2 separate regions of the Mus musculus genome follow, and region 2 is linked to region 1. Evidence: chromatin loops called from intact Hi-C (ENCODE). Cell type or tissue: left cerebral cortex. All regions are shown on one strand. Each heading gives the region's core, and the rest is flanking DNA. Links, peaks and the distances in the headings are about the cores only.

What was found. Peaks named below come from ENCODE experiments on the same cell type or tissue, not always from the same donor. Only the 100,000 strongest peaks of a DNase experiment are listed, where the experiment ranks them.
Region 2: it touches region 1 in a loop (2.8-fold over the local background); 19 of 42 quality-filtered maps call a loop at or near these places.

What each region holds. Positions count from the first base shown.
Region 1 is chrX:100,940,704-100,946,083 of GRCm38, forward strand. The region is part of intron 16 of Tex11 (testis expressed gene 11); the gene reads right to left. Among named protein-coding and RNA genes, the nearest start is that of Gm24577, 62 kb to the right of the region's middle. In left cerebral cortex, for the core only: a CTCF peak has its summit at 3,154 (motif pointing left); a DNase peak (open chromatin) is centred at 3,121.
Region 2 is chrX:100,774,180-100,779,559 of GRCm38, forward strand. Dlg3 (discs large MAGUK scaffold protein 3) reads left to right here. Exons shown (of 21, transcript NM_016747.4): 8 at 1-52; 9 at 1,628-1,784; 10 at 2,200-2,302. Among named protein-coding and RNA genes, the nearest start is that of Dlg3, 9.1 kb to the left of the region's middle. In left cerebral cortex, for the core only: CTCF peaks have their summits at 241, 441 and 2,533; DNase peaks (open chromatin) are centred at 215, 1,530, 2,525, 2,891 and 2 more places; H3K4me3 peaks cover 1,376 bases; H3K27ac peaks cover 949 bases.

The DNA.
Region 1 (5,380 bases), core at 53-5,052:
TGGGTGTTGGATTTTGTCAAATGCTTTCTCAGCATCTAACGAGATGATCATGTGGTTTTGTCTTTGAGTTTGTTTATATACTGGATTACGTTGATGGATTTCTGTATATTGAACCATCCCTGCATCCCTGGGATGAAACCTACTTGGTCAGGATGGATGATTGTTTTGATGTGTTCTTGGATTCGGTTAGCAAGAACTTTATTGAGGATTTTTGCATCAATATTCATAAGGGATATTGGTCTGAAGTTCTCTATCTTTGAGGGGTCTTTGTGGTTTAGGTATCAGAGTAATTGTGGCTTCATAGAATGAGTTGGGTAGAGTACCTTCTGTTTCTATTTTGTGGAATAGTTTGTGAAGAACTGGGATTAGATCTTCTTTGAAGGTCTGATAGAACTCTGCACTAAACTCGTTTTAGTAATTTCTAGTGACAGAATATTTGCATTTGCATTTACAGTTCTTCAAATATATTTGTGAAATATTGAATCCATCTCCCACTAAATGCTACCTAAGCTCTAGTCCACAATATTTTAAGAAAAATGTTATTTGTATACAGTGTATATAAATAAAGGCACACATTGTCAGTATACAACCAGTTATCACACAATGATTAAAACTATATAACCATACCAGTATCAAGAGATTTACAATACCAACTCCCTGAATGTGTCTTGTCTAGGCATACATTTTGATATATAGTGTGATGGATAATTAATATGAAACTATAAGAAGGACAATTTTATTCTATAGTGATATAAAACATATAATTCACTACTTGAGCCTAAGAGTTGAGCTGGGGATTGATTAGAAATATTTTATCTAATGAATTTTCTAGATATTCCAAATCCAGATTGTGATAGTGGGTTCATGTGGATATATATTTCTCAGATTTATTTAATTATATAACAAAGTGGGCATATTTTAATATTTAAATTATAGTTCAATAGTTATTTTTTAAAGAACTTAGCAATGATTTGAAATATCTTTAGTTCTCAATTTTGAAAATCATCCTCCACAGTCTTCTTTGACCATAATAGAATTTATTAAATTATATTATCAGAATTAAATTTATTAAATTATATTATCAAACTAAAAGTTATTGCATTATATTATTAGAATCATACAGTTGAGGGACTCCGGATGTTTGAGAATTCTTCCTATGTGTGAATATTCCCAACAACATTCAGAGGAAGCAGCCATTCTGACTTTATTTAAATACCTTCAAGAAAAGGGAGTTCGTTGTATCTTTAAAAAACACTATCTAAATTTTCGACAAGTTCATTTCTTAGCTAGGGTCTTCTTGTGACTGAAAATCTCTTTCACGGGTTTCACTCACTGATACACGCAACTGGTTTTCTCACTGGTAGCTATACAGATAAAGGGAAATACTATATTGTATATGTCCAAAATTTTCATTTTTCAGGTTAAAACTCCATACTTTCCTTTAACCAGTTCTTGAATGCCTTCCTCTTGGCACATTAGAGCTTGTCAATATCTTTCTTCAAAATTATTCTTCCAATCTAGTGTTATGCTTCAGATCTTCTCTAACCAGAGCAGAACAGAAAACATCTTCAGTTTACCCTTTCATGCGTTACAGAATCACCTCTCAGTATCTATGGAAGATTGATTCCAGGGCTCCCTGTCTCCTTTCAGATACCAAAATGTGTAGGTGCTCATGTTCCTTGCTTGTACATAACCTATAGATATCTTCCTGTTCATTTCAAATCATCTCCATACTATTTAAAATAACTAATATAATGAAACAAGCAGCTGAAAGAGTCAGATGCAGATATTTGCACTGAACCAATGGTCAGAAGCAGCTGACCCCTGTTGTTGAATTAGGGAAAGGCTGAAAGAAGCTGAGAAGGGTGATCATGTAGGAGAACCAGCAGTCTCAATTAATCTGGACCCCGGAGATCTCTCAAACACTGGGCCACCAAACAGACAGCATACACCAGCTGATATGAGGCCCCCAACGCACATACAGTGGAGGACTGCCGGGTCTGTGTTCATTCAGAGATGATGCACCTAACCCTCAAGAGACTGGAAGCCCCAGGGAGTTTAGAGGTCAGGTGGGGTGAGGGATAGGGGCATCCACATAGAGATGGGGGAAGGGTGGGGTGGGGAGGAGGTGTGGTATGTAGTGCAGTTGGAGGGTGGATGGGGGGGCAGGGAATGGAATATGGAGTGTAAAAATAAAATAAAAAATAAATAAAATATTAAAAAGTTAAAGAATCAAAACAGAAATGCTATGTAAACAGTTACTTCACCATATTCTATAGAAAATAATGAAAAAATAGTCTGTACAAGTTCAGTACAAATGCATTTTTCTGAGTGTTTTTGATCTGTACTTAGTTATATTCATTGATGGGGAATGCATGAATACAAAAAGCAGTCAGTTTCTATTGATTCAATTTAAAATAAGCAAGATTTCTTAGCATTGTTTTTTGTTTGTTTGTTCGTTTGTTCGTTCAGCTCACAATCAACAAAAAGCCTCAAATGTTGCACATGTGCTTCTGTTAAAACCCCATTTCATCCTTTCTGCTTTATTACAGCTGGCTTTGGGGATTCAGCACAAGATGTTTTGTTGTATCCTGTTTGTCTCCATCTTCTTAGAATGGCTTCATTATTTCACTGTATTCAGGCTCCTTTGACTATGACTGCCTTCTAACGTATCAGGTACCCTTCTGAACTTTGAGCTATATGCTGTACACCCAATGAATGTACAATGAACAAACCGCTCTCATCTCATCTATTCTTATTCAAATTCCATATTATATTCTACATTATTTGACAATTTATAAATGTTTTGTTGCTTTATAATCATATTATACATGCAAATCTTATCCCTGAAATAATATTTTAAAGCATATCTATATGGAGGAGTAAAGTATATCTTTAACTTATGCTACAGTACCATTTACAAATTAAGCATTCAACAATTACTTGTTGACCTCAGACCTCAAGTTGGGTGTTTATTACAGTAAAATTTCATCAGTTGAGCCAAAATTAATCTTCACCTCACATTTCATTAAGTGCTTTATTTTATATCTGGAGGAAAAGCGATACAATCATTACAAAAACCTTCAAAAATCATTGAGCTACTAAAAGTACAAACAGAAGCCACAGTGCCATCTAGTGAATACCACTATATTATGTGCACTGCCCACAAGCTCATTTTCAGTCCCGTAATGGAAGGGTATGATTTTTAGAGCTTTATATAGTAGATATAAACAATATATAACCAGAACATGAAAGATAAAGTCTTATCTTTGTGGCTGTTTTAATTCTTTTAAAATTTTACTTATTTTTATTTTACATGCACTACTGTTTTGCCTGCATGTATGTCTGTGTGAGGGAGTCAGATACCCCAGAAGTGGATATTCAGATGGTTTTGACCTGCCATGTGGGTGGGTGCTGGGAATTGAACCCAGGTCCTCTAGAAGAGCAGTCAGTGCTCTTAACCACTGAGCCATCTCTCTAGCCCCGGCTGCTTTAATTTTCACAGCCATCTTCTCATCATAGAGCATTGTCCCTTCCTGTTCAGGTTTTCTTCTTAGTAGATATCACTACTTAATTAGCAACAGATCAAGCAACTACAGTCTGGCAAAATCTGACCCACCCTCTGTTTTTGCCTAGTTGTTGGTTTTAGATGGCTGAAATAAACCAAAAGACAAACATTTCATGCCACAAGAAAATCACATGAAATTTAGTATCCCTAAATATAAAGGTTTTCTCAGAGCACACTGTGGGTACTTGTTTACATATTGTTTATGTCAGTATCTGATATAAGATCAGAGCTGAGTGTTACATTAGGGACCATGTGACTTCCACATTCTTAAGTATTTTCTGTGTAGCTCTTTATACAAAAACTGATGACACCTATCTTCATTTTTTTTGACCCCAAATTGTTCCCATCTAAAGAAATGCAGGGGGAAAAATGAAACACAGACTGAACAAATGACCAACCAGTGGCAGGCTCAACTTGGGATCCATGCCATGGGCGGGCACCAATCTTTGATATTATTACTGTTGCCTGCAGACAGGAGCCTAGCATGTCTGTCCTCGGAGAGGCTCTACCAGCAGCCAACTGAGACACATTCAGATACTTATAGACAATCATTAGACTGAGGTCAGGGACCCCTATGGAAGAGTAGGAGGAGGATTGAAGGAGCTGAAGGGGATGTCAACCCCATAGGAAGACCAAGTATATCAACTAACTAGACCCCCTAGGAACTCCCAGGGACTAAGCCATCAATGTGATCCATGGCCCCCAGTACTTATGTAGCAGTGCTTGTCTGGCCTCAATGGGAGAAGATGTACCTAATCCCGTAGAGACTTGATGCCCCAAGGAAGGGGAACAGAGGGGACCATGGGAGGTAGGGGTTGGAGGGTGGGGGAGGGATTTAAGAGGGTAGGGGAGCACCCCTCAGAAGCAAAGGGGAGTGAGGATGGGAAGAACTCTTGGAGGGGGGACCGGGAAGGGGGGCAACATTTGGAATGTAAATAAAATGATTTAAAAGTAAAATAAAATAGTAAGCATACATTTTTTTAAAAAATGGTTAGACAATGGCAAGATGGGGATGGCAAAGTACTGATGGCTTTCCCTCCAACCTCTACCTTTTTATATGTCCTACTGCATAGGAATTCATCCTTTACATACGCAAAGTATCCAAACAGTTGCTGCTAGGAAGTCAGAAAGGATGAAATGAGAAATATGCTAAGTAACAAACACAGTTACCTTGAACATTTCAAAATAAGCTTTGACTTCCCTACCTATATGGCATTAAATGACACAGTTGGACATGGAGTGTATGCGATTAAGACATACTGGTTTCCTGATTGCCTATTTTCTCCTTTGTGCTAACAACATTTGAACTCCAATTACAGGTTTAGTTCTGCACTGACTCCAGGACCGAGCCTGTCATTAGTCAGATATATAAGTGCTGCTTCAGGCTGGGCATGTGCTTCAGTGACAGGCCATTTTCCTAGTATGTGTATAGCCCTGAGCTCAAACTCCAGCACCACACAAAAATGTCAGTTTCTTGTAGAGCAAGATTGAACCTCGTCAACTTGAGTATTGCTCTTCTGGTCATTGTCTTTTCAGATGACTCTACTGCCTTGAGCATCATGTTGAGAGTGCTGGGGCACCTAGCCTCATATACTGAGCAGCTGCCAGAATGTCCGCTTCCAGTATGAAGACAGCCATGGGTGAGCATATTCACTCTATTAGTTCTGTTTTTTCTAGAGAACCCTGATAATGCATAGACCTTCAAAGAAAACCTACAAAATCATTCATATAATCTCCTCTAAAGCTGTCAGTAAAACTTGAAAGGCAACAAAAACCTTCATGTTCAATTGAGTGCATATGTGTCCTTCTCAT
Region 2 (5,380 bases), core at 107-5,106, 170 kb before region 1:
CTCGTTACTCTCCTATTCCCAGACACATGCTGGCTGAGGAAGACTTTACCAGGTAAGACACTCTCCTGTTCTTTCAACCTAGAGGGGGTGAGAATAAATTTTCTGGCTGTTGACAGGCCTTCTTGTAGTATGGCAAAAGGGCAAGGCCCTCATCATCCCCAGCAGTAAGATCTGGGGCCCTTCTCTGTGAGGCCTTCGGACTTCAGAAACAGAGGTGGCTGCAAGGACGATTACCGCCGTCAGGGGGAGTGCCAAGCAAGTGGCCCAGATCCGAAAATGCAGATCCGGGGTGGGGTGAAGCGTCTAGGGGGCTGAGGAAGTGGGGGCAGCGGGGGTCTTCCTGCCCTGCGACAGTATCAATCCTCTCTTCGGCAGCCATCCATAGTCGCTGAAGAAGGCCTTTTAGCTGACGGGGTTGGCGGGAGTCAGAGAGGCCTCCAAGCCAGCCCGGGACCGCAGGAGGAAGGGTTCCGCCCCATGGTGGTGGCGGCGGGCCGGGGCCGTTGAACTGGTCAGGCCGGCCGGCCAGGGTTGCAGGGGGACAGGTTTGCAGGGTGGGGCCTAGGTGGCTGCTGGGCCAGCAGTGGTGGAGACAGAAGAGTAGGCTGACCCGGGGAGAACCAGAGGAGCCATGGAGACGGCTCGCAAGTTCTCAGGCTCAAGCTTGGCCCTGGGTTTGGGCTCGGCCTCTGCTTCAGCCTGGAGGAGGGCTTCGCAGAGGTGGGCCTGGCCGCTCCGTTCCCTGCGGCCTGGAGGGGATGCCAGGTAGGAAGCATCAACCCCAAGACTCGGAACTGCAAGAAAGGAAGAGGCTCACTTGAGACCTGGGCTTTCTCTCAGGAAAGATGCTTGTACCAAATGAAGATGGCAGGATGGGACAGTGTGCTGGGGAGTCGGGCTAGTTGTATGGATATCCATATGCAGATAATTTCCACTTACCGGGTGGCACTGTGTGTGTGTGTGTGTATATATATATATATGTATATATATATATATATATATATATATATATATATATATATATATATATATATATTCTCCTCTCTTAAGTTTAACCTATTTTGGGACCTGGGATTTCCTCATCCTCATCTATTTCTTCTTCCACACCACCATTGGTCAGTGGAGGCTGCCATGTTGGGGGAAGGTAGAAAGGGACATATAGTTGAGAGTAGCTTTTGGATGGTCAGGGAGATCAACCCAGGGTGACTCCACTGCCCTTACCAGGTTTCTCTTTCAGTCCAGGGCCTTTCACAGAGCTGACTAGAACAGAAGACTCAGGGAAGAAAATGAGGGAGTGGGCTGTGAAGTTTGGGCTCCAGAGTTCTGGATGACGTTTTTGTGGACCTGAGAGTGCTGAGGAATGCCCATTGGGAAATTGACTAGGAGACTTTACGAAGGAGGGACAAGGAACTGAAACTTGGCACCTGGCATAAAAGAGCAGCCAAGCAAGTTTCAGGAGTCAAAGGGGAAGCACAGGGCATCACATTAGAGAAGCCCTTTAGAGTCTTGACTTCCTACAGCAAGTATGGGTTCTGTGCCGGCCTGGTCCTCACAGCATCAACAGTTCCTATCATCCTTTCCTGACTGCCCACTCCACCTTTTCTTATCTTCTTTTATTTCTCTCCAGAGAGCCCCGCAAGATCATCCTGCACAAAGGTTCTACAGGCCTGGGCTTCAACATTGTAGGAGGAGAAGATGGAGAAGGCATTTTTGTTTCCTTCATCCTGGCGGGAGGCCCAGCAGACCTAAGTGGGGAGTTGCGAAGGGGAGACCGGATCTTATCGGTGAGACAAAGTCCGGGTGGGAGGATGGGTAAAAGGGAGGAGGGGAGTCCCTGTGTCCACCAAAAAGTGTTTCTTGGGACGGAGGGAAGGGCTGAGACCTGAAGAAAATGTAAATTGTTTTTATAAATATCTTTAGGGAAAAGAGAACAAGACTAGACTTATGCTGGAGGAAGAAATGAATGTCTTTAGATCTTAACTTTGATTGGCATTTGACTCCCACAAAAATAATTATTACCCCAGAGGTATTGTATCCTTTAGGCCTAATTTGTGGGGACAGGATGGAATTTGTGGAAGACCAATCCAAATAGGCTGAGAGATAGGCTGTACATCCTCTTTATAACTGCTATGGGGGCGGGGGGGACTCTCTCTCTCTCTCTTGCCTTTGAGGTAGCTCACAACTCCTCTCTTTGGACAGGTAAATGGAGTCAACCTGAGGAATGCTACCCACGAGCAAGCAGCGGCTGCTCTGAAACGGGCTGGCCAGTCAGTCACCATTGTGGCCCAGTATAGACCTGAAGGTAAGAGAAGGGAAGGTGGAGAAAGATGATGAGTTTCAACGTATGCTTAGCATTGACTTCTCCCACCGTCGGTAACAAAGCCATTTGACCAGGTTCGCGATATTCTGGTGCAGTAACCTCTTATTTCCTTTTCCCTCTAGACAGTGTGGTAGCTATGGTGGTTTGGGAGCATCAATCTAAGCAGTGCTAAGATCTTGCAGATGAGGAATGCAGTACTGCAGGAAGCCTGTAGTGGGCAGCAGCCCACGAGAAACACCACTAAGAGATTTTAGGGCAAATGGGAAAGACAGAGGGGGGAATTTAGGGCTCTGAGGCGGTCGTTGGGAATAGTGTGCCCTGGGAAAGAGTAACTCAGTTAGAAGAACTTCAGAGAGTAAGAAATCCGATTTCCTAAGAGATCATGGAGGTCCCACTTATTTCCCTTCATCAAAATAAGGTGATACTGAGCCCTTGGGATGGGGGATTCAGGAATAGAATCACACCCATATGGAGATCTTTGTATTCTCAGCTAGTAGGCCCTCCGCAGGGGCGAGTGGGCGGAGCCGGTTATGCAAACAAAGGTGTTTGATTGGCTCGGGCCAGCGGAGGCCCAGGTGAGGAGGTGAACTGTACGAAGGCGCGCCCCAGCCTGCCAGCCAGCTGGACAACCATTGGTGCGCCGAGCGCGGCCTCCAGCCGTACGCCCCGCCCTCTGACCCAGGCGGAGGGCGACGGGCGCCCCTCCTCCCCTCTCGCCTCTGGCGTCTCCTCCTCTATCCCCTCCCCCTCCTCCCCTTCTCCCCTCCTCCCGCGCGCCCCGCTTTGTGTCCGTGGTCTCCCGCGCGGGACAGAGGGACCGGCCGGAGCCGGCGCTTTCTCGACAACTAGACCTGGACTCCGACTGAGCGCCAGGTGAGGTGGGACGGACGGGGGCCAGGCCCCCTCGCAGTCCCCCCAGTCTCTCCACTGTTCTGTTCTCAGCCTCTTTTCCAACATTCCGCCCCATCTCTGTCCTCTTCCCTAAAACCTGCGCTGTACACCCCGAGGCCCCTTCTCCGCCACCTTGGCTTCCTCGACTGCTCTGCAAGGGGCTCTGCGCCCTCTGAACCTCGTCTAGCTTTTACCTCCGTGCCATCACTTCTTCTCACCCATCAACTGTTGCCCCTTTTCGTCCTAAAGCCTCAGTGCAGCCCACAGCCTCCTTCCTGCTGAGTCCCCAGCTGCCCTCGATCCCTCAGAGGAATTTTAAATCTCCCCCCCCCCCCATGCTCGTTTCTCTCCCTAACCCTAGGAACTCCAGCAACTAGTTTAGGATTTTTGTGTCCCCGGTCTTCTCAAGGCTTTCATTCTTTACCAGACATCTTTCGTCTCTCTTCCCTCTTGTAATCCTGGCCTTTGTCCCCTTAGGGCTGCAGTGCCTGGGTTCCTTGGACACCCAGGCCCTGCAGGCCTGTAAGCTCTGTGGAGGAGGAACCTGGTGCTAACAGGTGCTCTAGTAGTGCAAGAAGAACGGGAGAAGCTAGGATCCCTGTGACAAAGCTAAGAAGGCTCAAAAGCGACCACCTTTGTCCTTCCCGCCCCTCCCCCACGTTAGTTCCATGCCCTCCGAGCCCTAAGAGAAAGGGCCCTGTCACCTTTTCTACCAGGCTTGATGCAAGACAGGAGTGCAGGCAGGATAACTAATAGGAGAGCTTGTTGGTCTAAGATAATTGGAGAGAGAGATGCAAAAGGACACTTCAAATCATTTCTCTCCATGTTTGGCTTTCGGCTTCCTGACAGGGAATGCTCCTTAGGGATATTTTTTTTTTTTTATGAATCAGGCTTATGATGTTTGCTTCTGAAGAGAGGCTTCGCCACAGGATTTTTCTTAGCAACTAATATTTATCATTTTTTTTGCCCTCAATTTAAGAGTAGATTCTGCAAAGGAAATGGCTTCTCAATGCCTGTCTGCCTGTCTGCCTGTTCCCCCCCCCCACACTGCCGTGTGTGTGTGTGTGTGTGTGTGTGTGTGTGTGTGTAAGAGAAAATGGTTATTCTTTCTGATGCTGGGCACATGGAAACAATACTGAGAATTTGCCTGGTGGCAGTATGCTGGAAAACTGGTGACTAAATATTTCTATGACTTTGGTTTGGGGAATGCAACTGGTCTGCATAAAAAGCCGTGAGTGGCTAAAGTCATTCCTGCAGTGGTTCCTGCTCTCTCAGTGGAGTTTAGGATGCAGACTGAGATGCTGTCTGTGTCAGGTCTTTCTACTCCTTGTTGCTCAAGTCCGCCTTTCAGAAATTAGGTGAAGCACCGCGCTAAGCAGTGCCTCCCCAGTCTTATTTTTTCTTTGGTTTGCTCCATACAACAGAGCCACAATAAGCAAAGTTTTTCTTCATTTGAAAATGGACTTTTAGGTGCTGGTATAGATAGGCCATCAAACATTCTTCATTAAATCCATACTTCTCTTAAATTAAATCCTTGTATTTAAGAGTAAGGGTTACATGTGGATAATTGTACAAATACATTAACTATGGCTCTTTGGAGAATTGCATCCTGGTGGCCGTTTGCAAGGTTGAATAATCTAACTTATGTTCATGTGTTGGCAAAAGTGGCAGAGACTTCTGATGTTGTTGGCTAAGCAGCCGTTCATTATTTGGATTTTCTCATAGAATGTGAGCACGGGAGGGGGTCAGATCACACTGTGCATCCCTGCTGTGCAGACTGGAGCTACCCGGGAGAACTAGAACTCAACTGGCCTGAGGTCACTCAGGGAAAGTTGTGGAGGATAAGCAAACTATTTAATTTTGAGGTCCGCTGGGGACACATAGAGTGGTTCTAGCAATGGAGACCTAAGACTAGTTCAGAGTTGAAGGATAGAAGGGAAGAAATAAGAGCTAGGGAACTAGAGAGGGAATGGGGGAAAGAAAGCAGTGGATGGAAGGAGACTGCGGAGGCACCATTCCAGGGCCCCCTTTGACTACATCAGAGTTAGCATGAGAGCTTAAAAATAGCTTTGGCTAATTAGAACAGTCAGGATAAGAACTTTTTTTTTTCTGCCTTTTAAAATGTTTTAAATGAGATATAAGTCATAATAGCATTCACTTCCCACATGT